7 separate regions of the Homo sapiens genome follow, and regions 1, 3, 4, 5, 6 and 7 are each linked to region 2. The links are chromatin loops, found by intact Hi-C in ENCODE. Cell type or tissue: heart right ventricle. All regions are shown on one strand.

Region 1 (4,000 bases), 120 kb before region 2:
AAAATAAATACTTGTAATATGTACTTTCACAATCTAAGAGTGGAGAAAATACAGCTATAACAAATATCATCCCAAAGTCTGTAGTTGAGCACTTCTCAGAGTGATGGAAACCAGCTCTGCTCTTAAAATAACCTGTGGTCAGTCTATATTGTGATGGTAAGAAGAGCCAACTGGCTTTTCCCCAGACACCCTGTTGCCACTTTCCTGCCCAAAGCCCACTGACTACTCTGGGTTTCGTGGAGAGGAGAATGAGAGGAAAATGGAGACAGAAAATGCACAATGGCAGAGCTGTTCTCTGTAGAAACTGGTGTTTGCTGAGAAGACAAGGAAAAGAATGATTCATCTAAACCAAGGGCGATTCCCCCACCCCACCCCATCCTGTAAACCCTACATTCAAGCACTAATGACACACCCTGACAAGGTTTTCTTCTTTGTCTTAAGAAGTAGTTATGGACCAAACATTCAAGAGTTTCCAGAAAGTCTGCTGTAGGCTTTAGGCATACTCTGTGTCTTAAATTTATTTGCGAGTAGATAAAACAATCTAGAGACAAAGATTATGGCCAACAGCATCTTATTCTGAGGATGAATTATCAGAAACAATGTGTTGAATGTTGGGTCATTTAAACAGATTGGGTTGGAATAGGAGGACTTTGCAAAATGTTTTGAGGCCAAAATATATAATCTTTAATTTAAAGAGTTATCATGATTTATTTCCACTACTTCCAAGACACCTAACTTCTCAGGACCATCAGTTCATCCTCTTCACAAAGGAGGCCCAGAAATGCAACACCAGCTGACCCCACAGACACAAGCCTAGCCAGCTCCTTTGTATAATAGTGCAATGATATTGTTTTCTGGATTGGAATCTAGGGAAGAAAGCACTTATTATAGACTTGGTTTAAAAATTAAGAAAAGGTGTCCGTGAAACTGCTGGGTCCTGACAAGTTCTGCTGAGCATGGCCCTTGATCCTCACTCCATCTCCATGAGACTATAAAGTCTGAGACATCATACTTTCCCCTGCATGCAACTGTGGAAGATTTACCTGGAACAATAAGTTCATTTGCTTAAAACAAAGTTAAAAGGTAAAAGGATGTGAGCAATTCCGGATTTAGAAGAAATTCTACTTCTCTTTCAGAACCACATGGGGAAACCAAAGTAAAAGTTGGATGCTATTCTTTGAGTACAAAAATAAAAGCTCACAAACAGAAAAGCTGTGGAAGAAAACATAAGGTGGGTTTTCTTCACACTATCTTTAAGGAGGTGACATATATGTTCTGATGTCACCTAAGATATAAATGTAACCAGAGAAATAAATTATTAAATAACTAGTAATGAAGTTTATAACCTGATTATGTTACTCCTTGACTTTCTAGGGAAGAAATCAATTAACTAACTTGAACTACGGTTTGTGTATCAAACTAAAATATTTATAAGACTGATGCTACACACTGTTACATTTACAATAAAAATTGTTTGGTTCCATAATAGACAATAGGAGGAAAAGAACCAGTTTTAGGGTAAATACAGTGTGTTCTCTAATAAGAAAACAATACAGATGTTCAGTACTAAATGTACAAACATAAGCTCCAAGATTATACAAAATATTCTGAAAACCTGGGTTTACATCACTCACACTGTAAGTAATGAGCCCTTCCATAATATTCCAGAATGAGACATCAGTTATTTTTGCACTGAAACAACTTCCTGTCGGTCATATCCTGTTTGGCTATGTCTTAGTCACAGTGGAAAACAAAAGCCGGGGCAACAGGATGAAGGAGGTTAGAGGAGCTGATTAGAAAAGGAACCTGCCATGAAATTACACCTTCAGCCACCTTCTGCCTGCCCTCATTGTTCTAGGCCCTTCTTTGTAATCTTACTGAACTGTGGCCCAGCCTCCCAGCCTGACCCTTTCTTGCACCTTCCTTCCCTGATACTGACCTCTTTACCTCTTCATACCCTGGGTAAACTCCTTGCACAGTTCTCTCTCCCCACCCCTCCCTCTGCATACTTCAGTCTCTGATTCTGTAACCATGGAATCCATCCTTCCTAATGGGATGACCAACAGTTATCAGGTCAACTTCTTTGCCTTCTCAACCGGTGCAAATAGTTCAGACACCCTGAAGGGGGATGATAAACAGCCAAAACTGCATTTTTGCTCAAGGCTGGGGATGGGGAACACAGGTCTCCCCTTACTGCCTGGGCTGCTCACACTGACACCAAGCTGGGCTTTAAAAGGCAAAGCCCACAGATACCCATGTGCTGAGTGAATAACTCATCTCCATTTTCTTCATTCTTTTCCCCTTCAAAAAATTACTTTCCACCTTTCTACCTTCCTAAATAAAAGTATTTGTAAAACACCTGAAAGCCAGGGGGAAAGAGTAAAAGCCTCTAACAAGGATTCATTTTTCAGGTTTTGACCATGACTCCTGGTAAGAAATGTTTCAAATTCCCAACACAAAGATAAATGTTTGAGGTGATGGCTATCCCAATTATCCTGATTTGATCATCACACATTGTATACAGATATCAAAGTATCACATGAACTCCCAAAATAGGTACATTATATACCAATGAAAGTAAATAAATATACATAATAGCACACTAAGAAAAACAAATATCTTTTATATCACTATGCAAGACACACATACACACTATATGTATAAATAGTACATTGCCCTTAATAATGACATTATTTTATGTAAAAAATTATGTAATTCACTTTAAAAAGTTTTTTTTCAGGTCGGGCGTAGTGGCTCATGCCTGTAATCTCAGCACTTTGGGAGGCTGAGGTGGGTGGATCTTTTGAGGTTAGGAGTTCAAGACCAGCCTCGCCAACATGGTATAAAACCCTGTCTCTACTAGAAATACAAAAATTAGCTAGGCATGGTGGCAGGTGCCACCAAAATAATAATGACAGTATTTTATATAAAAAATAATGTCATTATTAAGGGCAGTGTACTTTCATATTCTCCATTCAATTCTATTACATTAAAAAAACACTTTTTTTTTTTTTGAGACACAGTCTTGCTCTGTCACCCAGGCTAGAGTGCAGTGGCATGATCTCAGCTCACTGCAATCTCTGCCTTCCAGGTTCAAATGATTCTCCTGCCTCAGCCTCCCAAGTAGCTGGGATTACAGGCACCTGCCACCACGCCTAGCTAATTTTTGTATTTCTAGTAGAGACAGGGTTTTATACCATGTTGGCAAGGCTGGTCTTGAACTCCTAACCTCAAAAGATCCGCTCACCTCAGCCTCCCAAAGTGCTGGGATTACAGGCATGAGCCACTATGCCCGACCTAAAAAAAACTTCTTAAAGTGAATCACATGTTTAGCTAAATAAGCCTGACACAAAGAGTACATGTATAAGTCCATTCACAGGAAGGTCTAGAAAAGTCAAAACTAATCTACGGTGATGGAGGTCAAAATAAAGAGGGTCTCAGGTACAAGCTAGCCTGAGGGCTGCTTATATCAGTGTACAAATGCGAACTCCAGTGAGCTCTACAATTCATGTTTGAGCATTCTGCTATTGCAAATTATACCTCAATAAAAAGAATAAAAAACTAAATAGAAACAAAACAAAAAGAAGCAGGGGTTGAAATCAAACTGATTTCACCAACTAAAATGGCTTAACCTAACTTGTAACCCATAGTTTAAAAATAGTTCCAAATATTTTAAATGACAAAATATACAATTATACTTATAAAAAAGTATATATACATAAATGTATACATTTATATTAAATATATGTATATCTTAAAAAATCTCCCTAGGTCTTGGGATCAAACAATACTGAATTATATTGGCTGGGTAGTAAGAGAAGGAGGGGACCGTTCCTGTATATCCTCATAGGAAAAAGCATAGATTTTTAATTAATCAACATTAGGCTCAAATAACATGAATCTTCTCCTAGGTATCCATTCCGTTCACCCAGTAAGTGCAGAAGGTTACTTTCTGAATTCTAGATGGCATCACATATATTACCTGCTGCAACAAACTAAA
Region 2 (4,000 bases):
TCAATGTGGGTCACTGGAGGTCACCAGGAGATCAAGGTACATTTTAATGCTAAGTGGCTTCAGTCCAAGGAGTGCCAATGAGATTATACACTGTTAAAACTGATTCCAGGCTGGGTGCGGTGGCTCACGCCTGTAATCCTAGCACTTTGGGAGGCCTAGGCAGGCCGATTGTCTAAGCTCAGGAGTTCGAAACCAGCCTGGGCAACATAGTGAAACCCTGTCTCTACTAAAAATACAAAAAAAAAATTAGCCAGAAGTGGCGGCGTGTGCCTGTAGTCCCAGCATCTTGGGAGGCAGAGGCAGGCGAATTGCTTGAACCCAGTAGGTGGAGGCTGCAGTGAGCTGAGATCACACCACTGCACTCCACACTTCAGCCTGGGCAACAGAGTGAGACACCATCTCAAAAAAAAAAAAAAACCTGATTCCAAAATTCATTCAAATATACGCACCCCTAAAACCCCTCTTTGGGAAAGATAAGGCTGAGGCTAGGTCCTCTTCCTCAACTGAAAGGGGAAGTACTATAAATTTATTAATTTATATGACATAAATTTATTAATTTACATGACATAAATTTATTAATTTACATGACATAAATTTATTAATTTATATGACAAATTAAAACAGAGTTGGTGTTTTGTAGCTTTCCACTTGAAATACAAAATCTGTATAGTTTAAAAGGAATACTTGAAGAGTCTGTTTCCAAATATCACAAACTCTTGTATTTGGCAAACAACAAGAATGTCAACCTATGTGAAAGTCTTTAATTTAGCAGATGTGTATTTAATTAAAAATTAACAGAAATCAGGAGTAGTGAGGTTACACATTCCCATAGTTCAAAGCTACCTAAAAATGGAAGTTTTAATTTCACTTCATTAAACACTTAGGAGCAGATTCCAGTAGTCTAAGTAAGACATCATTGGCTTTTAGGAACAAATGTGTCAACAACTGTTAAAGAATAGTTCCTTGTTATGAAACCTTAAAATTCTAGGACATATGATGTTTTAAGACATCTGAGTACAGGTAGCAGATTTAAACATACATAGCCACCTTCCTATCTATCAGTTGAGAACTAAAAACTAAAAAGCATTTTGATAACATGTCTAATTTCTTATATAGCATATCATTCAGGCAGGACCAGTAGTAGAGAAGGCAAAAAACAAATATTCCACCTTAGTTCTAAAACAGAAAATCTGAATATGAAAGACAGATAAGATTACAAGATATGGGCTGCTCTGGAAGGATCAACCAGGACCAATAAGTAAAAACTCTAATAACCAGTGTTGCCCTAAAATAGGATAAACCATTTGTGAGGGAATGAAACTACTGCCCCAAGGAGGGGTTCATGCATGAGCGGGAATGCCCGTGGGTGACGGAAGTATCACAAAGGCAAATGAACTAATGCCGTCAACAAACCCTCCAGTCTTCAGTGGGATGGATTTTCCATGTTGTAGACACTGTCAGCGAGTGCAGTTTCAAGTCAGGCAAAATGGAAGCTCGTGCATCTTTGATCGCGCAGGTGGTCTAAAGGGATGGCACAGAGGCCCAATATACCTAACCTGTAGAAGGCACATCTCACATCTCACCTATTGCAACAGTGATAAAAGTGAGGACACTGAGGCTTAAAGACGGTTAAAGACCAAAGTCACAGAGAACTAAAGTGTCTGAACTAGGACTTCTACTCTCACATCCCCAGACTTCAGATTAGAATTCTTTCTACTCTACCATGATGGTTTTCTGTCAGGTCCCAGAAGAACCTCAAATGCTCCCTACATATAGATGTGCTGAGTAAATAAAAGTTTTATATTTAGAGAGGAAAAAATAGAGATCAAAATGCCTGGCCAACTTCAGGGGGTCTGTGACATGGCTCTGATATGAACACCATGTCTTTTCTTCCAACTTCTAATCATGAAATATATTCAAACCAGCTGCTCCATCTAGTGGATTAATGGAAGATCCTCAGGATGAGAGAAAAGCACATTTTTAATACTGTTCAGCTCACACAACCCTAAAGCATTCATCTGCTATCCCATACCTCATATCCAAAATAGCAACACTAGAAAAGAGATTATGAAGATTACAAGCTTTCAGGAGTCAAGGATGAATTCATTCCAACTGGTTAAAACCATATTCCAAATTTGCTTCCTCCCTCATTTCCCCAGTTTCCCCCAACATAAGTACAGAGTCGGCAAAGCAGGTCACATCACAAGTCACTGAGGTAACAGCTCTCCAGTAGCACACCCAAGAGGTGTAACTCCAAACTGAAGCTGAAGCTCCCAGAGATTCCACAGCCCCTTGATATACTGTGTTTACTAATCATCTTAAGCCTAAGACCTTCTTTCCAAAGAGAACAATATGTGGTGGGAAAAACCCAGGCTCAGAAGTCAGCCAAAATTCCTGGTTCTGTCAGTTTCTGACTGTTGTAACCTTGAGTCAATCATTAAACTTCTGCCTCAGCTCCTCATCTGCAAAACATGGATAATGGCACACCCCTCAGGGGTGCCATGAGGATGGAGAGGTGACAAAAAGAATGCACCTAACACATTCCTGAAACACCGCAGCACTCAACGAACAGCAGAGACAGATAGGTGGACCTGAGTAGGCTCCAATTTAAGGGCCCTTTATCTGTTTTCCTTAATCTTCAAATTTCTATTTTAAAAAGGTAACAAAAATGGTGAGCAGAGTTGTTAGAAGACATAGAGATGCGTAATAATAAGGAACAGTGAAGGAACTGTGATTCGGTGTGGCCAGAACACAGGCAGTAAAGGTGGATGCCAGGAGTTGAGGTGAAACAGACAGGCAGTTCCTTGTAAGCCATATGGATGCATTTGGATGTCATCCAGCAATCAATGTGGAACCACCGGATTATCTTCCCATTACCCCAATCTGTCATATTCTAACACTGCTCCAAAACTTTCACAGTCACCTACTTCCTAAAGAATGAAGTGGAACAGTCTTAACAAGGTGGGTTTCTGAATCTGTGTTTCTGTCTTCTGTCTCAGCTTCCCATTTGGTATGTCAACTTTCATGTGCAGGTTTGCTCAAGACACGTGCTTTAAGATGCAGAAGAAAGATCAAATTCAATAACATTAATTATGAAACTTAAGTTGTGTCACAACTCTCAATCTCTCAAATTTGAATGAGCAGATTTAATATTAGTAAACATTCTGAACTCCAATCAAATGTAATGCAACACAAAACATGAATGAACACTATCAGAGACTGATGAATACCTCCCTCACCCCAACATCTATCCTTCCCTTTTGATATAGTAATAGCAGTGCTGGTGGGCCTCTGGCTACCCAGCCAAAAACTACATTTCTCAGTCTCTCTTGCACTGAAGTGTGTCTACTGGATTGGGTTCCAGTTAATGGGATGGTTAAAGTTAAAGCTAATGGGACGTGTTAAGTGATACGTGCAATTTTAAAGTCATGCACTTAAATGGGAAGGAGTACACCATTCCCATACCATCTCCCTTTTCTGCTACAAGGAAGTACTATGTGGAAAATGGCAGAGCAACAAGATAGAAGGAGCCTGGGACCCCAAAATGGTAGAGTCATCAATCAACCCTGAACTGTTTACACTTGGACTAAGAGTAAACCTAACTTCCATCCTTTATAAGGCATTGTTTTTTGATCTTTGTTAAAGTATATCCTAACTGTGATGCTTTCTTTTATGTGTCAACTTGGCTAGGCCACAGTACCCAGATATTTGGTCAAATACATGTGGATACTTCTGCGAAGGTAATTTTTAGATGAGATTAACATTAAATCAATAGACTGAGTAAAACAGATTGCCCTCCATAATCTGGGAGGGCCTCATCCAAGCAGTTGAAGACCTTAAGAAAAGGACCGACCTTTCCTGTGGAAGAAGAAATTCGGACAACAGACTCACTTTGAACTCCAATTGCAACATCAGCTCTTCTCTGGGTCTCCAGCTTGTCAGCCTTCCAAGCCTGCCTGCCTGCCTACCCTAGCCTCGCAATTTTGGACTTTTAAGCCTC
Region 3 (4,000 bases), 56 kb before region 2:
CACAATGGTGTCTGCCTCCTTCTGAAAAATCATCTTGAGAAACAAGTTGCCTTTCCAGCAGTCTGTTGAACTCTTGTTTGCCAGTGGGCAGCAACAGCCACAGGTAAGAGATCTGCCCTCGGCAAAGGCCCTGCTGAAATATCCTTGCTTCCCTGATCTGACATTAGCTCTTCTTATCTTGTTTACCCTGCTGGAAGAAGAGAAACACTGCCCGATAAGAAAAAACTTCTGGTATCACTGTTGGCTTCCTCACTCCCTCACCCCTCTCTGCAGGTGCGCAGAGCTGAGATCACACTGCCACAAGCTGCTGGGCCCTGACAAGTGTTCCCACCAAATGCAGCTGTAGCCAGCACAGCTTTATCCATTGCAGTGGAAAAAGACCCCCAGAGGAACTGCCTGGAGTGAGATTTACCTAAACAAATAGCTAGGACATAAATGGCAAATTTCTTGAGCACTAGAAAGAGAAGTAAGTTTAAGAAGTCACTTGTGTGCTTAAAAAAAAAAAATTGCATAGCATCTTTCTACAGTGTATTCAGTCCTGTAGACAAATATTTCTACACAGCTGGAGAATCACTGACAGAAGATTTTTAAGAATATTCACAAGGGAACCTAAACCACACAACTTCCTCCAAGAAATCCTAAGTTACATCAGCTGCTTTAAGCAGTGAAATCCATACAGCCTGTGAGCAACCCAACAGAGAAGTGGGCTATTATATTGGCAGCAAGGAATCCAGAACAATGAATTACATTTCTAAACAATGTAGCAGAGGGTGAAGAAAAGAAACCTAAATCTCTAAGATGAAAATCTGCAGTGAAAAAGACCATGATATTTTACTAACTTTTCAGTTCAGGGTTAGCAATATAGTTTTGAAGGCAATAAAATATAGGGCAGTCTCACGAGTCACAAAGAAAGCAACTCAGTTCAAATCAAATCTGTTATAGGAAAGTTTAAGTTCAGATTCTTAGACATTAATTGAAAATTAAGTAAATTAGTAAGCAAACACTTCATGGTAACATCAACTGAACCTCCACGTTAAAGAAAAAAAAAAATCACTAAATAAAATCACTACATATCAGTTTAACAATCTCTTTAGCAGATAATTTGAAAGGCTCAATTGTCCCCCCTCTGCAGGGCATGTTGGTGGTTTTGTGCAGCTTGCTTAAAAAATTATGTGCCTTTATTGTACTGAAGAAATTCCGAGAGAAGCACAACCTACTCACTGATGATAACAACACAACCATTTTTCACATTCCTCCCCTCCAAAGTCCACCAAAGCACTTGGCTTTAGACAAATGCTGAGAGTTTAGCTGATGTTAAGAACAGAAACGTTTCTATCAGCTGGTTCACAGTTTAGGTTCTTCCCTACTTTATTCAAGGCAAACCTCCTGGTAAAATGAGTGAGAAGAACATATGTGATTTTATCCTTTCTAAACTATGTAATATTTCCAACAGTTATGTTCCTTAAAACCCCCAATGGGACCTGCCTCATTTTCTCAATAGCATAAATAACGTAGAAAAGGTTTTAATTTTGCAAAGCACATCTTTTTTCAACCCTATAGTTGCAATTAAAATATGCTTCCTGGGTTTACATTTGCAAACACTGCAGCTAGGTGGGACATAATTGTGAACAATACATAATTGTCCCATACAAAGAAACCTCCCAGAAACCATATTCACCCACAAAATGTCAACATTTCTTTCTTCACAAAGAAGAATCAAAGGGGAATCGAAGTCATATTACAGGGAAAGAGTGGAGTTCACAAGGGACAAGCAGAGCAAGTTTTGAAATCAAAGACAGGCAACAGGCGTCAACCCCGTCCACACGCACAATAAGAACCCAGCATTGGGTAGACACAGCAACACTTTGTACGAGACCCTCTTACCGGCACAGGGCCCGGGCTCTCTGCTTCCACTTCGCCCTGAGCTGCATCCTTGTATTGCAGGGGGGACTCAATCACCAGTTCCTTTTTGACACTTCTACTACTTGTCCTGCATTTATCAGCCTGCATTCTCGGCTGAAAACGCAAGTCAGAAAGTCTGCAACTGGAACAGCTGCGAGTCCCTGGCCGTGCAAGGCACAGGCATGCCAGTGGTCCAAGGAAGGAAAGGAAACTGGCTTCCCAGGCACAAGTGGTCAGCCCCGCTGGCTGGGTCTGCAGAGCCTGTGGGGTGGGAAGGCATGACAGCAAAGGCCAGCCTCCAGGGGTGTTACTACTCCATGCAAAAGGGGAGGCTCCTACTTGCTGGCCAAAGGAAAACAAACTCCAAGCTGAACAATACACAGTGTACTGCCTCTCTGATAAAGACCGGCTTTATTGTGTCTGTTCCACACAGCGTGGGCCAAATCAATCGGAATCAAAATACTGCAGTGTTTAAAAGAAAACCAGTCACAGTTAGACTCCTTCATAATTACCTTAAATCTGAAGCTCGTGGAGCTTAAGAGACAGCAAGGTTGTCTGCTTGTTCTAAAATTCTTCCAGTTTTGGAATGCTTTCATTTGTGTTATGGTTAAAAACCAAATGCCTGGCTGATGATTAAAGCAGGGAAGAGCTACCAGCAAGTATGTTCCCATAGCCTGCACCTCGTGGATACAGGTGGAGGAAATGAGTTTCACCCCGCATGACAGACCACAGCATGAAACACTTAATTTATGTACTATTTGATGCCAGAAAGATGAGGTCATCAAAACATTTTCATGGGATACCACATATCATAGTAAATGCATTTATTAAACAGAATATTACTTTAAGTCCAGATGTGTGGGTATCAGAAGGTACCCCCAGTACTAGGTGCTGAGAGGATCATACTAAAAGTATAAGGTAGAGTATCTCTCCCTTCAAAGAACTTCACATCTAGCTGGGAAGGCAAGAAGAGCAGACATCATAAATGACAAATTAATAAAATTAAGAGAGAGATGCACAAAAGCACGGGAAAATAGCTGGATCACCAACCTACGGTTCAATGGTGGTTTAGTAGCACCCAAAATATGTGTTCCTAAAAGTCTGTATTTTTATTATTTCCTCACATTTAACAGTGGAGTCTTTTTTACCTCTTGGGAAAAATTAAAACAGAGGTATTAAGGGATTTGTCTAAAAGTTATGTAGAAATGAACATTAAAGGGGGGATCAAATATTACTCTGTACTTCATGGATACCGCAGAGCTTTTCCTAGTTACTCTGAGTATTTCCTGGACATCAGGGAAGATTTAGTAACAGTAGACAACAAGCAGCAGCAGCAGCAGCAGCCGTAGCAGTAGCAGTAACAGCAGTAGCAGCAGCAATAGTAGTAGTAGTAGTAGTAGTAGTAGTAGTAGTAGTAGTAGTAGTAGTAGCAGCAGCGGCGGCAGCAGCAGCAGCAGTATTCAGTCAGTCAACAACGAGAGTAGTTATCATGTAGCAACAATAGGTGCCAGAGGAACTCTACCCAGGGAAATAACATAAACTATTATACAAGTCACAGGTAAAAGTCTCCCACTTTCCAGACAAAGGAACGCAGCCAGGAGGGCTCAGAGGAGGCAGTGGGGAGAACTGAGATGCCACCCAGTCCTCGCACAGCCGCCTCCCTCTCCTAGCACCTGCTGCAGCTGCTCTACTTCAAGAGTGAAGCTGAAGCTGGGTCTCTGCCACTTGAACACCAGGAACCCTTCTGAGTGTGAATATCAATTATGTAACGATCTCAAAGGATCAATGAGTCCATCAAATAAATTAATGGCTTCTATAATTTTTTTTAAACTACCCAATCTCTCAACCTTGGGTAGTCTTTCAGGGTTAATAGAAGTCCCCCTACCAAATCTGTGTTCCAAAATAATATTATCTATAAATTTTAAAAATCTTTCTTTGTAAAGTTACAACAGAAAAAACCCAGTAAGAAAAAACTCTCACTTACCTATAGAGTCGAAATTATAGTAAAGTAAAAACTTAGGAATGTCCTACAAATCAAAGAAAGGATGAAGCCACAAGCACAAAACAGACTAACTGAGCCTTAGTAAAGGACAGCCCA
Region 4 (4,000 bases), 140 kb before region 2:
ACTGCATTAGATATTCCTAATAGCTTTATGTCATAAAAATATTTAATCAGCATGTTATAGTCTCATAAAAGTCATTGATAAAGATACTGCACAGTATATTGCCAAGAACAGGCTCCTTCCCAAGTCTCTGGAGGCCCATTTCCAGACTGACACTAGCTCATTCATCACCCTCCCTAGCATCTGGTTTTTCCAGCAGTTGAACAACTGCCCACTCACGTGTGCAGCGCTTCTTTGACTCATTCACAGGCTACCACAGCACCCACACGTGGTAAATACATTCTGCTGAAGCCTTTGCACTCCTCTACTACACAAGCTTAGCGGCGCAGTTACAAAGAGAGAAGAAATGCAGTTAGGATGACTAGTTCAACACGATATGACTTAGTCTTAGGAAACACAATGCCGCCTCACAGTCCTTCCTACGCCACCTGTTTCAGATCTCCTTTAGAACATTGCCAAAGATCACCAAAGCACAGGGACTGGCAGATTCAGCATTTGGTTTTGTTCCCATTTTTGAAAAGTTCCTACCTACAATTTTGCAGATTCTTTGGACATGACTGCTGACTATTAAGCAGCCTCACGTGTCACTCCTCAGTACATCTTGGAATATTTGTCACCTGAATTAGGACTTCCCTAAAATTTCTAAATTCCTGCATCCTTAAGACTAGAGACGATGTTGAGAAGATCCATCGTGGCCCATCGCCAGCTCTAAGCTGCTAAATCTCTTTCTCTCAGGGTCCCTCCCTCTCATTTCCACTTGTCTTCTGTTTACATCTGAGTTTAAATGAACAGTTCCTGAAAGAGGTAATGGTCAGGAAGGCAAGTCAATGATTTTTCACATGTTCCGCCTTCCGTTGAAAAGATGTCTGGCCAAGAGCTCTCCAGGTACAGCCAAGCACTCCCCTACAGTTTGCCCCTGTGCCTGCGGTGTGAGCTGCTTCACACACACAAGATCCTTTCCTGTTGGTGGGAGGAGGGGCAGCAGCCTCCCCTCAAGGGTCAGTCATTTCCTGAGAGCTTTTGACCCAGCATCTCCCAAGCTCTGGGCACTCCTACGATGATAGCTTGTGGAGCCTCTCTCAGCTTCACATAGAACTCTTCAGGGGCATCAACCTTCAGACAGGGGGTTTTATGAAGGTATCAATTTTCTTGACATACGGTGCCTTGCTCACCTCTTCAGTGGAGGAATTCAACACCACAACATATCACAAGACACTGCACTCCACAAAATTGTAGAGACACCTATGAAGTTGTATCTGCTTTGAGTTAGAAATACTCTGTTTATTACAAATTATACTTTTAAATATAAGTAAGTATGCAAGGGTAATGGATTTCACCCCCTCCTAATTATTTCCACCTATGAATGAACAGGCATCTTCATCACCATTTTTAAGATCACTCCAACATCCTCCACATATAAATTTTTGAGAGAGGTGGAACACAATTAAAATACGTTTCTAAGCAACATATTTTAATTAAATGATCTTCACTGGAAATCTTCCTATAGTGTATTGTGTCCTTCTGTGCCTAACTATAGTTATTTCTTATTCTATTTCCTCCCTCTGCTGAGAGATTTTACTTCTAGTTGCTGCTTCTGTAAAGACGTTCTTTCCATGTGTTTCCAAGCACATTTCTGAGTTTAGTTCCATATTATGTAGCACATGGGCTTTTAAAAGTTGTTTTTTTTTTTGCCAGCTTTAAGTTTTTAAAAACCCAATCTCAAACCCATTTCAAAAGTTTATGGTTTATGTTGAATCTGGTTTATTAGACATCAAACACTCACAGGCAATAAAGATTTTACTGCCTTTTTATGCACTTCCAAAGTGGTGGTTGTGTGCGTGTTACACAAACTGAATTCTTTCATGACTGAGAATAGTTTTGGTTTTTTTGCTTTGTTTTGCTAAAGAGTACCTATATTCTATGCAAAATTTATAAAATAATCCTTGAACATGAAAACTCATCTTAAAATTACACGAATTAAGTAAGCATGCAATACAGACACTTGCAGGATGCCTGGCCTCTGGGAACTGCTCCTGTCTCTGTGTGAATGTAGAAGTGAGGCTCAAACTCTCTCTTAGGAAAATTTTCCCTTCCCACTGCCCATCCATTTCTGCTGACTCAACAATTCCCACAGAGGAAATGGGAATGGTATCATCAACTAGCAGTCCTCCCATGCCAACAGATTTGGGGTCCTTATCTAAGTGTTTCTGCAGCCGGTCTTCCCTTCCTGACTTCCTGTATTGGCTCGTTAAAATGATTAGCTGGCAATACAGGTATGTTTGGACTGCTATTGGTGGTGAGTTTAATCTTCTAACTGTGTTTTGTGAAAGGAAATATTCCCTAAAAGCTTTGGTGTCACTTAAAAAAAAACAACTATATATGATTGAAAGAAATTTGAGATATTTTTGTTTCAACAAAAACCACTGAGTTTATGTCTAAGAAGAAAATTCAATAAGCATTTATCAAGTGCTTAGGATATGCTGCAATGTATGTACTCAGGACCATGGAGGAATGCAAACAAGACATAATTTCTTTCCTCAAGAAGCCAAAAGTCCAGTAGACACTGTAAGCTACTTACGGCATATGAGGGCAATCACTTTCACAGAGTATGTACAAACCTCTACCAGAAGGCAGAGTATCTAGATCTATCGAGAGGGAACACGGGATGAGATCAGTATTCATGGTGGGAGAAATCACCTTAATGCCTTTTGCATTTATTCCCCACCACGGTTTTAGGGGGCAGGGGCTGTTATTATCCACCCTTAAAAAGAGGAGGCGGCTCAGGCAGAGAAGCCAAGTAACCGCCTCCAGGACTCCCAGCACAGAAGTGAGCCACAGACTGGGCTTTGAAAGATGAGTAGAGTTCCCTGAGAAAGACAAAGGAAAAGGGGAAGTGTGTATGCTGCATGTGTTTGTGATTTATGTGCTGCTTGATGAGGCAGGAAGGGGACACAATTTGGGCAGAGAGAAAAGCATGGCAGAGGGAAGTCCCCAGTGGGTTTAGAGAAAGTCAAGCAGCCCTACTTGGCTTGAGTGCAGTGTAACCAGAGCGAAATCGGGGTAAGACTGTAAAACCTGGATGCAAAGAAGATGAGTGTACAAATAAACACAGACACATTAAGCTGCATACGCAAAAACTTTAGTAGTATTATTACCTAAACTATCCAACGTAGTACCATTAAAAAGGTCTACGTTTTAAAGAAAACGTTCTATTTTTATACTTTGCCTTCATGTCTTCGCATTTCCTGCAGAAGTTGGAAAAGATGAGATACCATCTTATCCATGAGATACCACCATGAACAAATCAAATACAAAGTACCAAGTCTCTCTTCTTATAAAATGTTAGCAATATCATCTATCGGACAGAATCGCTTTCTTACTAAATCTTGGAACATATCCCTGGGTAATTATTGCAAGGGAAAAAGGAAAGTGGCTTATGAGCTTTGGCAGCTGTTTTGTTAAGACTGAGACAGCGTGAAGAAATTTTTTTCATGCATTATTAAATAACATTTTGAGACAATCATGGGGGTAGAAACAATAGCTTTGGATCCAAGCCGGTGCCCAGGCCACTGACATGAGATTATTTCCTGTAAAATATACAGAGGAAAGAAAAATAGCAATGCAAAGATTTTTAAAAAATGAAAAAGGAATCCTCCACGTCCCCTAACTCTGTTGTGAAGAATACGGGGAGTGGGCACCAAAGTTTCTTTGAATACTTATTGAGGAGCGTGGCCTCACTTATCCTGCTGTGTCTTCTATGCTGTCACCATCGGATCCCTGTTTTCAGGTTTCTGGGTCTCTAACTGGCCACCTGGAGCACACCCTTCACACCAATGCCCTCCTGCTGAGCACATGCATGAAGAAGTGGTGTGCAGAAGAGAACTCACACTTGGTTTTCCCTGGGCTCCTTTCTGCCTGGCCACAGGCTTTCTGCTCCCATCACTTTCAAATTAGTGACCATGTGAAGCCCCACTCCCCAGCCTCCACTGAAGACAGGACCATG
Region 5 (4,000 bases), 150 kb before region 2:
AGAAAAGTTGGTATCAGAGAACACTACCCCTTTTTAGGGAGTGGTGTTTGTCTCTAAGAGCACTCAGAAAGGCTGTATTGATCAGGCTGTGGAGTGAATTCCTGTTAATCAGTTTCAATCAGAGCCACACTGACTCTCCTGACATACCTTCAGTAGTTTGTTGCTGGTGAGGAAATCGGCAGAAGGCTTGAGAATCGTGGTCATGGATTTGGTCAGTTCTTCATGCACTGTCTTGTATTCAGAGGCAACATATGGCTCAGCCTTATACGCGTACTTTGAAGAAAAGAGAAAGAGACTTTAATGCACTGGCTCTCCAATGTGGGCTGAAAGCTTGAGAGACTCCCAAGAATGGAGATCAGGGACTGAGCTACAATATCATTTGTGGGAGAGGAAGGTGTGGATACAAAGATGGGAAGGGTGAGTGTCATGTGATAAAAAGGAGTCCAGGATGTCTTCAAGAAAATATGTGAGTCATCTGACCCGGTCAAATCAGTGACCAGCCAGCCCGTAACTCCACCTGTGCCAGGGGCTTCAAGGAATGTGTGGCACAACAATGTATGACTGATACCCTAAAGGACCAGAACTTTACTTTTTAAATTATCACATAGTTGTAATTTACAAAGGTATTTAATAGTAAACAGAATATGTGCATCTGTTTAGAATAGTAACTGCCACTCTACTTACTGGATGTTGTATATAAATAAATAACTTGTTGATGTTTATCCTAACAACATCTCTTGCTGTCCCACAGAGTCATCTAATTTGACTGTAGCCAGAGCTAACCTTCCTATCTGGGAGGAGCAGTTTTGCTGGAAAGTTTAGATGGAAAGAAAAAAAAAAAGGAAGACAACTAACGTTAGCAGAGGCCTAGCCAAGAACAACTTAAAATTCTTCTTTAAACTTCCACATTGAGTCATATTATTTGGAAAACCCATTAAAAGAAACATAATTGAAGGAATGGAATTAAGTAAATTAGTGAATGGCTGTCCCTCTTCGTACCTCCCCTATTCAGGTACAAGCATTGGCTATGAGAAATAGAAGAGAAAGCATACGTTACAAGCACATCCTCAAATAACCAGGCTTGTGAAAAAATAAGTCCTTAGAAGGAAAACTGGAGAGCCACAGATGTAAGTGATCAGAACAGTGTGTTTTACATACCTTAACATATGACCTCAAGTGGCTCTCCAATCCTTCCTCATGGCACTGGGCAACCACATGAATAATGACCCTACACACCACAGGAGTGAATAAAGCAAAGAATATGTAAAAATGGAAACATTTCATTATTATCACAGCAGTAGTAGAACAATGATGATGCTATCAGCACTTAGGAAACAAGGAGACAAGGAATTAGATGGGGTCCTTACACATGGGATCAAAGACATTTCTTAAATGTAATGTTCAGCACACAGTAGCATCCCAGCTATGCATGACTATGCTCCAGATGTGGACAGACTAGAAGTGAGGAAGAGCATCCATCCACCTCCCTTACCGAGTCACGTTAACCGCGACTTCTTCCTGTGTGGCTCTGGTGAGGACTCGGAACAGCTGGTTTAGGATAGTGGGCAAGAAGGCGATCATCACGTGGCCTTCCATCGCATGCAGACTCTACGGACACAGAATGGCACAGTTCATGTTATCCTTCTAAAAGTAAACCAGCCTAAAGTAACTTCCACTCTTCCAAACAAGGATGGAAGAACTCCCTCTAAAACAAAGGGAAGGCTGTGGTGGGCAGAATGTCCCCAGAGGCGTCTGTGTCTTAGTCCTCAGCACATGTGAATACATCACATGGCCCAGGGGAGGTAAGGCTGCTAGTCAGGCCTTATGATAGGGATTATCCAGGTGTGCCCATGGAATCGCAAAGGGCCATAAACCAGAAGAGGGAGACAGAAGGGGAGAGGAGTCAGAGGGAGCTGGGACAGAGGAAGCAGGGTCAGAGAGATGCTGTGTGGCTGTCTTTGAGATGGAGGGAGGGGCCGCAAGCAATCACATATAAAAACTTCATTGTTTATGTGGATATGTATTCCATTTTCCTTGTTAAACCAAACAAATTTCTATTCCATTTCTCACATTTCTTGTTTTGTCCCCATGCCCTTTTAGCTATTTCCCCTTTCCAAAATGCTCCCCACAGCCACGTTCTGGATGAAGCTCTCCTAGACAAACCCTGCCTGGCTCTTGCTGCTTAGACACGCCAGGAACCCCTTGCACAAAGCTGGGACTGGTTCTGTGCATTATTTCTTTATTTGATTTGTCTGCCTAGCATGCAGTCACCAAGTTTATAGTATCTCCTACAATGAACTAGAAGTTCCCTAAGGGTGAGGACCGAAGTCTCTGCTTCTGTGCCCATCACTGTGCTCGGTACCCAGGGAGGTCCGTCTCAAGTGAGGGGTTTTCCATGCGTGAGAAACAGTATGTTTTAGAGATCCTGCCTTGAGCAAAGGATACATGGGACTAGGACACAGGCAGGAGTAGTGCCGTTCCTAGGTCCACTTCTTACCACTATCTAAACCTCATAGAAGCTACTGATGTGAGACATCCAGGTAAGAGCTTCCAAGGGGTGAGAACACCACTCACCACCAAAGAGAAAACCCAACCTACTCCAAACTCACTTAAAAGGGGATACTAAGAAAGCCATGTGATACCTTAAGGTACTTTACAAGTTCGTTTCCTAAGGCTTGGGCTCCAGATTCGGTTTTCTGACAGTACTGGAAAAAATTATGTAAATGCTGATCCTGAGGTAGGGAAAAAGGAAAAGAAGAAGAAAGTCTATTAGAATACACGCTGTGGAAATAGAAGCATTTGTTTCTTGCAGCATGCTTTTTTGCTGTATGTTGTTGTTGTTGTTGTTGTTGTTGCTGTTTTTTTTGAGACAGAGTCTTGCTCTGTCGCCCTGGCTGGGGTGCAGTGACATGACCATGGCTCACTGCGGCCTTGACCTCCCAGCCTCTTGCAATCCCCCTACCCTAGCCTCCTAGGTAGCTGGGACTACAGGCACACATCACCATGCCTGGATAATTTTTGTATTTTTGTAGAGACAAGGTTTTGCCATGTTGGCCAGGCTGGTCTCAAACCCCTGGGCTAAAGTGATCTGCCCACCTTGGCCTCCAAAATGCTAGGATTACAGGTGTGAGCCACCACACCCAGCCTCATCTTATTAAGACTAAAAATTGATCGTGTACAAATAACATCAAGAAGATCCTCCAATGAAAGGGGAAATCTGTTGCAAAATGATGCTTGTACTAGTCATTTATATGAATACATATAAGCACTTCAGTTGTACTTTCTTTCTTTAGAAAAAGATCTATAGAGTAAAAATATAGTAATATAACACATTAGGATTTTTTTCTTCTTGCAAAATGGTGCAAACTTTGTCACAGGGCAGCAACTGCTAATTTTGTTGAAGGAGCACATACCTGAGTATACACTGTAGAAACCAGATGAGTGGAAATTTTCAGCAGTGGCTTGCCTCCATCTACCCATTTAATTTCCGGACCATAATGCTAAAAAAAATATGGAAGAAACAATATCCCTACAGATTAGTTATTTTGGCTCTAACATGATCATCAATGAGGGTAATGATGAGGGACTGAAAGAGGGCCCAGAGAACTTTAGTGACTTGGCGACTGTGCCGGGCCCATGGCAGGAATGCAGCTGATACACATTTCTGCCCCCTTTCTTCCCCCAAAGTACAGTGCTTTTATTACTGGATTTTCTAAGTTATCTTTTCTGTTTCTTTGCAGCTGTGTGAGTTATTGTTCATTTGAGAGGGAAAGAATCCTATTACACCAGCATCTGAACCCAACTTGAGCTCAGGATTCTGAAGAAGCCAGTAAAAGGTGCCAGATAAAGCAAACAGCATAATATGCAGGCCTGGCACAGGCAAAGGGTCAATCGTCTGCTCACACTAATTTCAACTTTTGAAACCTCCATTTCTCTGTCATGCTCAATTATACAATTTATTCTTCTTTGGGAAAATTTAACTATTTGTCTATAATATGAA
Region 6 (4,000 bases), 190 kb before region 2:
AGATTACAAAGAAAGATGGCAATATAATAAAACACCATGTAATGTCTTTCTCCAAGGAGCAAAATTAAAGCGACGCCTCATTACTTAAGTAATTTTCCTAATACTCCAGAGAGGAGGACATTTTGTACATAGATCAAGAAAATGAAGTACAGAAAACCTAGGGAATGTTCTTGAGACCAGTAATGGGAAAAAAACAGAATCTACACTCCAAATTCCTTATCCAGGTCACTGTATCATAGTACATATTATTGGGAGAAAATCAAGTAACTAGCATGACATCATTCTGACTCAAATGTCAGAATTATAGAGTGGTTTTTAAAAGGCTACAGAAGAGCTTTAAAAGCTACAGAAGTGCTTTTTAAAATATGATAGAAATGCTGTTGTGTGCTTTTATCCAATGCTGCTTTGCTTTTACAAAGGTGGTGCTGAGATCCTGTTGTGGATCACATCACTTCCACTCTGCAGCACAGCCAACGTCTCTCCAAATTTAGTGAGGATCTGTAACACATCTCGCACCATGCTAGTTCTATTTCATTTTTTGCTTTTGGGGTACGAAATCTCCCAGAGAAAATAAAGGTGGATATGTTGGGGTACTAATGTTACTTGTACTGCCATGATGGTAATCCAAGGCATGACTTTATTCAGCGAGGTTGTTTGGTAAGATACAGAGACAATGAAAGAGGAAAACAAACAGGTCGATGATGACTGTTAAAGTGATCACATACTGTGGTAAGAGGGCACACACAAGAAATACAACACCTGTTATCAGACCAACCAAAATGATCATACAGGTCCAAGGGATCCTTTCCTGAGGGCTGCCATTTGCCCCGAATGAGTTTTTGTCTGGGTTCAATTTTAACAAGGAACTGGCTTTATTTTAATTCCTTTCTCTGCAAAGAACTGTCCTTTTCTTGGTCTAGATCACCAACAGGTGAAGTGCATCTAGGTGATGATTACCAATGAGATGGCCTGAAGAACTCCCATAGAATTTAACTACTCCTGGCTGAAAGCCTGCAACAATTAAAAATTAGAATTTGGCCATGTGCTGTTTTAAAACATACCATCAATGGACTATGCTAATTAAGTTATTATATAATTATGTATACACATATGGAAACATGGTACTGGGAAATGTTATTACACCATCTACTCTCCTTTAGAGTCAGATTCATACAGACATCGGTACGCTTGCCTGAGTCATACAGGAATCTAAAAGAAATGGTCCTTTTAGCCACATATTGTTATGCTTTGCTTTTCCTCCAACTGTTTCATCTAAAAAATCAGCAGGATTCCTGAGCTAGAGCTATTTTTTTAAATCCCTAAAAATAATTGGCAGCATAGAGAGGCTGAACCAGTCACAGAGACTGAGACTGTCTCAAGGCCTGGAACAGAGCTGTGCAGGAGGAGGACTTGAATCAACAATCACCATGGTATAGACCAACACAGGAAAATGAAGCTGAGCTAGTAAATCCAAGAAGAGGCAGAGAAATTATTTAAACTAAGGGTTGGCAATGTTTTGAAAGCTGATTAAGCAGCTTTTGACCCGGGCAAGTAAGGAGTGCGGTGTGAAGCACACTGATTTCCACTAGGGGGCCGTGGTGCCTGGGGCCCTGCACTGATTCGCTCCAGCCAGGCTCTTCAGGGACAGAGCTGCAGGACTTCTGCAGGGACGTGCTATCTCTGACACACATGCCCCGGGATGCTTTACGGTCCTTCGGATTCACTGCTCAAATTTATACAATTTTCATTCTGTTGTCATTCTGACAAGACTTATTCTAAAGCCCCCAAATCTTTCAAATACTCTGGGGCCACAGATGAAATTTGTCTACACTGAATTAACCTAACCCTGTTCTACAAACTCACGTTACCTGCATAGTTCAAATGAATAATGCTGACACATCGGCGAACCTCCTCCCTCCCCACCACCATGACATCAGAGGTAATGTGGTGGGCAGGACAGAAGCCTGAGGCCACATGCCTTTTCTGAATACCAGAGGACATTTGGGATAGAAGAGTAGGTCAGAGACGTATTCCTATAGGGGGCACTTCCATGTTGATAGCCACCTTCACTCTTTATGCAACCAAAATTCTTGTTCGTATTTTGACTTTTTTCCCCTCTAGCCCATAACATGAATCCAGAAACACAGTAAGTCTTATGAGAAAATATAAATACCAAATAACAAGGAATTTTCTTGCTGAAAGAACTCTCCAAATGTAGAAGACCTAGTCTCCTAGATACCTATTAACTCATGGCATATGGTTTTATTGAGTTCAAACATTTTTGCAAAATATCAAACTGATCAATATCTACACAATCTATTATTCATTTCCATCCAATTTTTATTGCTAAAGAGGTTTTCCTCACAGACTGGCAAAGAGTAGAGAATAGAATAAATAGTGATACCCCAAGGTAAAATTTATATCATTTGATATCTGCCCTTTGATCCACAGACAAAAAAAACAAATATGCTCAGAATGCCTTGTGGAGACACGGGCTGTAATCTAAGAGTTTATGCTTCAGGAGGTAGGCGTCATACCATCAGCTTTCTCTTCCCTGTGTCTTTTTTAAACCTAATGTTGAGTTGCATCTGAAAGTGGGACCTCATATGAAGTAAAGGCCCCAAGTGAAAATACTTGGTTTAAACATACCACACATCTTAAAATCCTCTGTAAGGATATTACAAATGACTGACTTTAAACATACACTGTATCAGACCTGCTCACCTCTGAGACCCCATCAATTGCAAGAAATACCAATCAATGACAGACTACCATATCCAGTGTAATGTGTAAGATATACCCAACTTTGGAAATACTAGAAAGTGTGCAAAAATGTGCCTCAGAATCAAGGAAACATATCTCAGAATCAAGGAAATAAGTGTCTTGTTTATGAACAAAATTTTTTTTTTTTTTTTTTTTTTGGAGACGAAGTCTCGCTTTGTCACCCAGGCTGGAGTGCAGCGGCATGATCTCGGCTCACTGTAACCTCCACCTCCTGGGTTCAAGCAATTCTCCTGCCTCAACCTCCTGAGTAGCTGGGATTACAGGCATGCACCACCATGCCCAGATTTTTCTGCATTATTATTATTATTATTATTTGTTTTTAGTAGAGACGGGGTTTCACCATGTTGTCCAGGCTGGTTTCGAACTCCTGACTTCAAGTGATCTGCCTGTCTCAGCCTCCCAAAGTGCTGAGATTACAGGCATGAGCCACCATGCCTGGCCACAAACATTTATTTACTATTTTGAGTATATGTTTAAAGCATCCAAGCACATTTTATCCAATTTTAAAGATATATTATCCATGCTTTAAAACTTTTGGAAAATATTTTAACTCAGAGATGTCTACATTCTCTGTATTTTTCATATTAATTCAATATGATGTACAGTAAAGGAATTTAATGATCACCTATATTCATTTTCCTGCTTGTGCTTTAGGTAACAAAGACATTTCGGAGTTAAATGGGGCCTGACAAGCCACGCCATCCAACTCCTCATGGCATGCTTAAGTGACCTGGACAATACCCCAGCTGGGCCTCCTCCAGTCTGTTTGCACAGCTCCAGCTGCAGGTGTCCACATGAACTTCACAGGCAGCTCAGCACATGCCACTCAAGGCCAGTTCAGTTAGAAAATACTTTCTGATTCTGATCTGAAATATTATCTGCAACTTGACCCAGTAATCTTTAACTGCCTTTTAGATCAAATTATATGAAATCCAGATTTTCTTTTCATGCTGCTACCTCTTGGCTGGTGTTCCCTGCATTATACCAGTGGAAAATATGAATTATGCAAATGAACTTGATGTATTCCTAGAACAACACGACATCAAAGTAAACATAGTGTTATTTTATATATATTTTGCAAATGCACCACTTATTTTCAAACACATTTCACTAAGTTTTCACCTCATAATGTGGTTTATAGACATGCACATATATACACATATGCATGTTCATGTACCTACAGTGTACCCTCTCTTTGTGGTTTTGTGCTATCACT
Region 7 (4,000 bases), 160 kb before region 2:
CAATGAAGGACTTCAGGTAGCTTATAATTACAGACACAGGCTCAATACAATAAAAAAATTAGTAAGGCAGAGCTTTAAAAAAAAAAAAGGAAAAAGATAATTCTACCAGAGAAAGGCTACATGGTGACTTCTGTTACCAGTAACAACCCCCGCACTACCTTTGGGTCTCCAGGAGCAAAACAGCTAATGTAGTTGTTGATCTGCTTGAAGACAAAGCCCCTGTCCATGAAGGTGAAACATCTCTGTGGAGGAAAACAAGCAAAAAAGTTATTTCAGGTCCAAACATTTCGGAAATTTGGATTCAAAGCAGCATTTATTGCTAATAAGTTTATCCACTGACATAAAAAACATGCCATCAACATTGCCAGAGCACCTACTCTATTCTAGTCACCCTGCTAGACAGCTGGTAAAAAGCACATCTTTGTCCCATAACTGATATCCTCTTCCCTGGAGGTCCCCACCTTGATGAAGACAGCAAGGCTATGATTCGCGTTCTTAGATGCCTCTGGATTATCTCGAAACTTCTGAGTGATGTGTGGCATCAGCATATTTACAACGGTTTCCACTGCATGATGATAGGATGCAGGAAATCTCTGGTTTCGCAGCAACTAAAAAGAATTCAGAGCAAACATTTATTATTTATTAAGTTGCAATCATTTGGGAGGAAAAAATATCTCATCCCTGAGTCCATCTTAAAAAACCCAGAGTTTCTAGCTGGGTGCTGTGGCTCACACTTGTAACCCCAGCACTTTGGGAAGCCAAGTTGGGAGGATCACTTGAGCCCAGGGGTTTAAGACCAGCCCAGGCAACATAGCAAGATTCCATCTGTACAATAATTAGGTGGGTGTGGTGGTATGCACCTGTAGTCCCAGTTACTCAGGAGGCTGAGGTGGTAGGATTGCTGGAGCCCAGCAGTCTGAGGCTGCAGTGAGCCAAGATCAGCCACTGTACTCCAGCCAGGGTGACAAAGCAAGGCCCAGTCTCAAAAAACCCCATAAAACCTCAGAGTCCTAGTCTTGTTTATCTGAAATTGGAAAAAATGAATTAACCCTCCTTCTTTCAAAGTACTGTGAAAGTGTTCAAATACTTCAAATAAGTGCTGTGGATTAAAACTGGAACCTCAAACTTCAGCGTAATAAAGATCACCTAAAAAGTGTTTGTAAAAAGGTGGAGCTTCTGCATCCATTCCCAAAGATTCTGATTCAGGAGCCTGGCAGCGGGTGCAGGGAGAAGGGGCAAGAACCTGCATTTTTACTGAGCATCTTTGATGATTCTGATGCCTGTACCTCTCAGAGATCTCTTTAGAAAGCACTGGCTTACATTTAAGCTCCAAATATTCAAACTGAAAATACGGATTTTGATGACCGTGCATGATTAGTTAAAACTGCTTGGCAGCAGTCTTCTCACAATCAACTTTACACAGTAATCTTTCCCCAACAGGAACCTACAAAATTACACTCAGATTACTTAGCAATTAGCTAACACTTATGTATATCTTCTACATGTCAGACACTGCACTACATATTTGTATGTACTTTTTCATTCAATTCTTGTAATACCCCTATAAGTTTAATCCTCATTTGTTAAAGGGTCAGAGAGGTTAGGTACATGTGTCCTCAGTCACACAACTAACAACAACGATTCAGACCCAGGTCTACCACAGAATCCAAAACTTGGGCATTTTCTGTTACATGAAGCTGCACTTCCCCTGTGTCTATAAACAGAATAATTTACTGAGAGCCTGAAGTAGGAAGGATGCTCCATTACATTGATCCATTCATGCATTTAATTCTAACAGCCACAAGAGGGGGGTATTTTCATCCCCATTTTACAGACAGGAAAACTGAGGCTTAGAGAGCTCACTAAAAAGTACTAACTGACCTTTAATAAAACTGTCCTTGTCTTCCTCCTTTTAGTAACTGAAGAGTAATGGTTTTACAGGGACACATGGCTGCCCAGCCAGACTATATTTTCCAGTCTAACTTACCACTAGGTATGAGCCACATGACCAAATTATGGAAGGGATGCGTGCCTTGTTTAGGCCATGCTCCTAAAAGGAGCCGCTGGCCTCCCTTGTTCCTTCCTGTGCCACTGCCTGGACTGTGCTGTGGCAGTGAGCCAGCTTCTCAGCCACGTGGATGAGGTGAACATCGCAGGCTGGATAACTGGATTGGAGGAGCTTGAGTCACTGAATGATCTTGGGGAACTAGCTGCCCTGTTCTCCAAACTGCCTACCAACTCATGATTGTCCAAGAGAGAAATGAACCTTCTGTCGAATTTAAACCACTATTATTATGGCCTGTTTTTGAGCAGCCAAACCAATGTCCCAATATCAAACAAATAGTATTTTCTAAAACTGGGAACTGCAACCTAGACATTTCTGACATGACAGCAGGCATTATATTATGCATTAAATGCCAGAACCTATTAGGAATATTTGAAATACCAGCTTTATAACAATTTCAATTCTCAAACCAATAACGAGGAAATGTTTATAACCTTACATAGAGTCAAGAATCCAATGAGGAAAGGATCAGTAACAAAAATGTGAAGCTCACCAACTTTAAAAAACAGAATGGCAAAATGTGAAATTCCAAAGGGATTTTGTTGCATATGTGCCACCAATAACTCTATATCCTGAGATGACAGCATCAATAGATGACCAATTTCCAAGACCGCAGGCAAGGCCAACTCTAACCCCCGGCATGACTGCTAACTACCCAAGCTGGCCACTCCTGAAAAAGAGGTATCCCAAGAAATGCTTGTGGCCTTCACAATGGGGCTGAGTCAATGGCTGCTAAAACCAGGAAAAGTAGATGGAGAACTCTATCATGGACAGGTTGAGTGGGCACCATGTAAACCTATTAATCAACATTATTATAACTAAAAGTAGAACAGCTGGGTATATATGCCTCCTGATGTGATGCAATAGTAACAGCTATGAGGTATCCTTGCCAGAAAAAAAATCAAACCTGAATCAAATTAAGTCTCTAGATCCAACCACAAGTTCACAGGGAACACGGGGCAGAGAACCACGTATGTAACACGGTGAGGCTACCATCAGCCAAATCTAAACTGTGGGGAATTCTGCTGGACAAATGACCCACTTTCTTCAACAAATATGTTGCCAAAAAAAAAAAAAAAGTCCAAACAGATGAAAAGAGAACAGTTTAAGAATCAAAGAAACCTCAGAAACACAGCAACTAAATGCAAGGTGTGAACTTTGTTTAGATCCGGAAGCAGACAAACCCAACTATAGGATGACATTTTTGAGACACCTGGGGAAAACTGAATATAGACTGGGTGTTAGATGATAATAAAGACGTTTTGCTAATTTTGTGTGGTGTGATGTTGGTAGTTATATCTTTTTTAAAGGCTTATCTGTTAGAGATGACATGCTAAAAGTGTCTAAGATGGAGTGAGAAAATAGCTGGGAACGGCTTAAAATACTACAAGGTAAAAATGTGAGGGTGGGTATGTATCAAGCAAGGGCAGTAGAACATTGACAAGTGGGGAGGCTAATCCCTCTACTTCTGCACTTATTAGAAAATATAGTAAAATGTTTGTATTAAAAAGAAAGAATACATGGAGAAGAATGATGGATAATTTACATACCAACCCATCATTAGTGCTGTTCAGTGACTAGGCAATGACAACTCATGCCTGTGAAGGCTGAAATGAAGTTCTCCCTGCAGTGGCAAATAGCTGTTGTTAAGAGTCCTAATTGTCAATAAAACAAACTAAAGTCTTTTTACGAGGTATCATACACATTTCAAGGTAATGAAGACCTAAGCAATAGAATGTTTTTATGGAGATTACTATAAACTGAAACAGAAGAGGAAAATCTAAGATGATGCTCAGGTAGTGAGTACCTGATAGAGGCTTGGAGAAGAGGACGCTGAGACACTAAGGGACTTCTCAGCCAAACCAACCTCAACTCCCTGCCACGTCCTGCTGGAGGATCTCTTGCCGTGTGCTGCGCTGCACTGCAGCATCCCTT

What was found. A loop is a pair of places that touch in the nucleus more often than their neighbours do. Peaks named below come from ENCODE experiments on the same cell type or tissue, not always from the same donor. Only the 100,000 strongest peaks of a DNase experiment are listed, where the experiment ranks them.
Region 1: it touches region 2 in a loop (2.7-fold over the local background); 12 of 110 quality-filtered maps call a loop at or near these places.
Region 3: a loop joins it to region 2, with 2.9 times the contacts of the local background. A loop is called at or near these places in 27 of 110 quality-filtered maps.
Region 4: a loop joins it to region 2, with 3.0 times the contacts of the local background. A loop is called at or near these places in 39 of 110 quality-filtered maps.
Region 5: it touches region 2 in a loop (2.7-fold over the local background); 43 of 110 quality-filtered maps call a loop at or near these places.
Region 6: it touches region 2 in a loop (10-fold over the local background); 67 of 110 quality-filtered maps call a loop at or near these places.
Region 7: a loop joins it to region 2, with 2.4 times the contacts of the local background. A loop is called at or near these places in 27 of 110 quality-filtered maps.

The regions. Positions count from the first base shown.
Region 1 is chr13:98,908,874-98,912,873 of GRCh38, forward strand. The region is part of intron 9 of DOCK9 (dedicator of cytokinesis 9); the gene reads right to left. Among named protein-coding and RNA genes, the nearest start is that of DOCK9, 67 kb to the right of the region's middle. In heart right ventricle, no CTCF peak of the experiment used is centred here; a DNase peak (open chromatin) is centred at 1,871; H3K27ac peaks cover 3,906 bases.
Region 2 is chr13:99,032,081-99,036,080 of GRCh38, forward strand. It overlaps a transcript of DOCK9 not described here. Among named protein-coding and RNA genes, the nearest start is that of DOCK9-DT, 53 kb to the right of the region's middle. In heart right ventricle, CTCF peaks have their summits at 1,939 (motif pointing left) and 2,139; no DNase peak of the experiment used is centred here; H3K27ac peaks cover 449 bases.
Region 3 is chr13:98,975,900-98,979,899 of GRCh38, forward strand. DOCK9 (dedicator of cytokinesis 9) reads right to left here and starts at 2,165. Exons shown (of 53, transcript NM_001366683.2): 1 at 1,885-2,165. The coding sequence starts at 2,010. In heart right ventricle, a CTCF peak has its summit at 2,204; a DNase peak (open chromatin) is centred at 2,162; H3K4me3 peaks cover 2,872 bases; H3K27ac peaks cover 3,888 bases.
Region 4 is chr13:98,890,141-98,894,140 of GRCh38, forward strand. All of the region lies in intron 15 of DOCK9 (dedicator of cytokinesis 9), which reads right to left. Among named protein-coding and RNA genes, the nearest start is that of DOCK9-AS1, 60 kb to the left of the region's middle. In heart right ventricle, no CTCF peak of the experiment used is centred here; no DNase peak of the experiment used is centred here; H3K27ac peaks cover 1,096 bases.
Region 5 is chr13:98,880,400-98,884,399 of GRCh38, forward strand. It overlaps DOCK9 (dedicator of cytokinesis 9), which reads right to left. Exons shown (of 53, transcript NM_001366683.2): 22 at 3,414-3,500; 23 at 2,643-2,732; 24 at 1,493-1,608; 25 at 1,159-1,228; 26 at 148-273. Among named protein-coding and RNA genes, the nearest start is that of DOCK9-AS1, 50 kb to the left of the region's middle. In heart right ventricle, no CTCF peak of the experiment used is centred here; no DNase peak of the experiment used is centred here.
Region 6 is chr13:98,838,718-98,842,717 of GRCh38, forward strand. All of the region lies in intron 38 of DOCK9 (dedicator of cytokinesis 9), which reads right to left. Among named protein-coding and RNA genes, the nearest start is that of DOCK9-AS1, 8.6 kb to the left of the region's middle. In heart right ventricle, CTCF peaks have their summits at 1,576 (motif pointing right) and 1,779; a DNase peak (open chromatin) is centred at 1,594.
Region 7 is chr13:98,867,770-98,871,769 of GRCh38, forward strand. It overlaps DOCK9 (dedicator of cytokinesis 9), which reads right to left. Exons shown (of 53, transcript NM_001366683.2): 28 at 462-608; 29 at 159-242. Among named protein-coding and RNA genes, the nearest start is that of DOCK9-AS1, 38 kb to the left of the region's middle. In heart right ventricle, CTCF peaks have their summits at 1,789 (motif pointing right) and 1,990; no DNase peak of the experiment used is centred here; H3K27ac peaks cover 440 bases.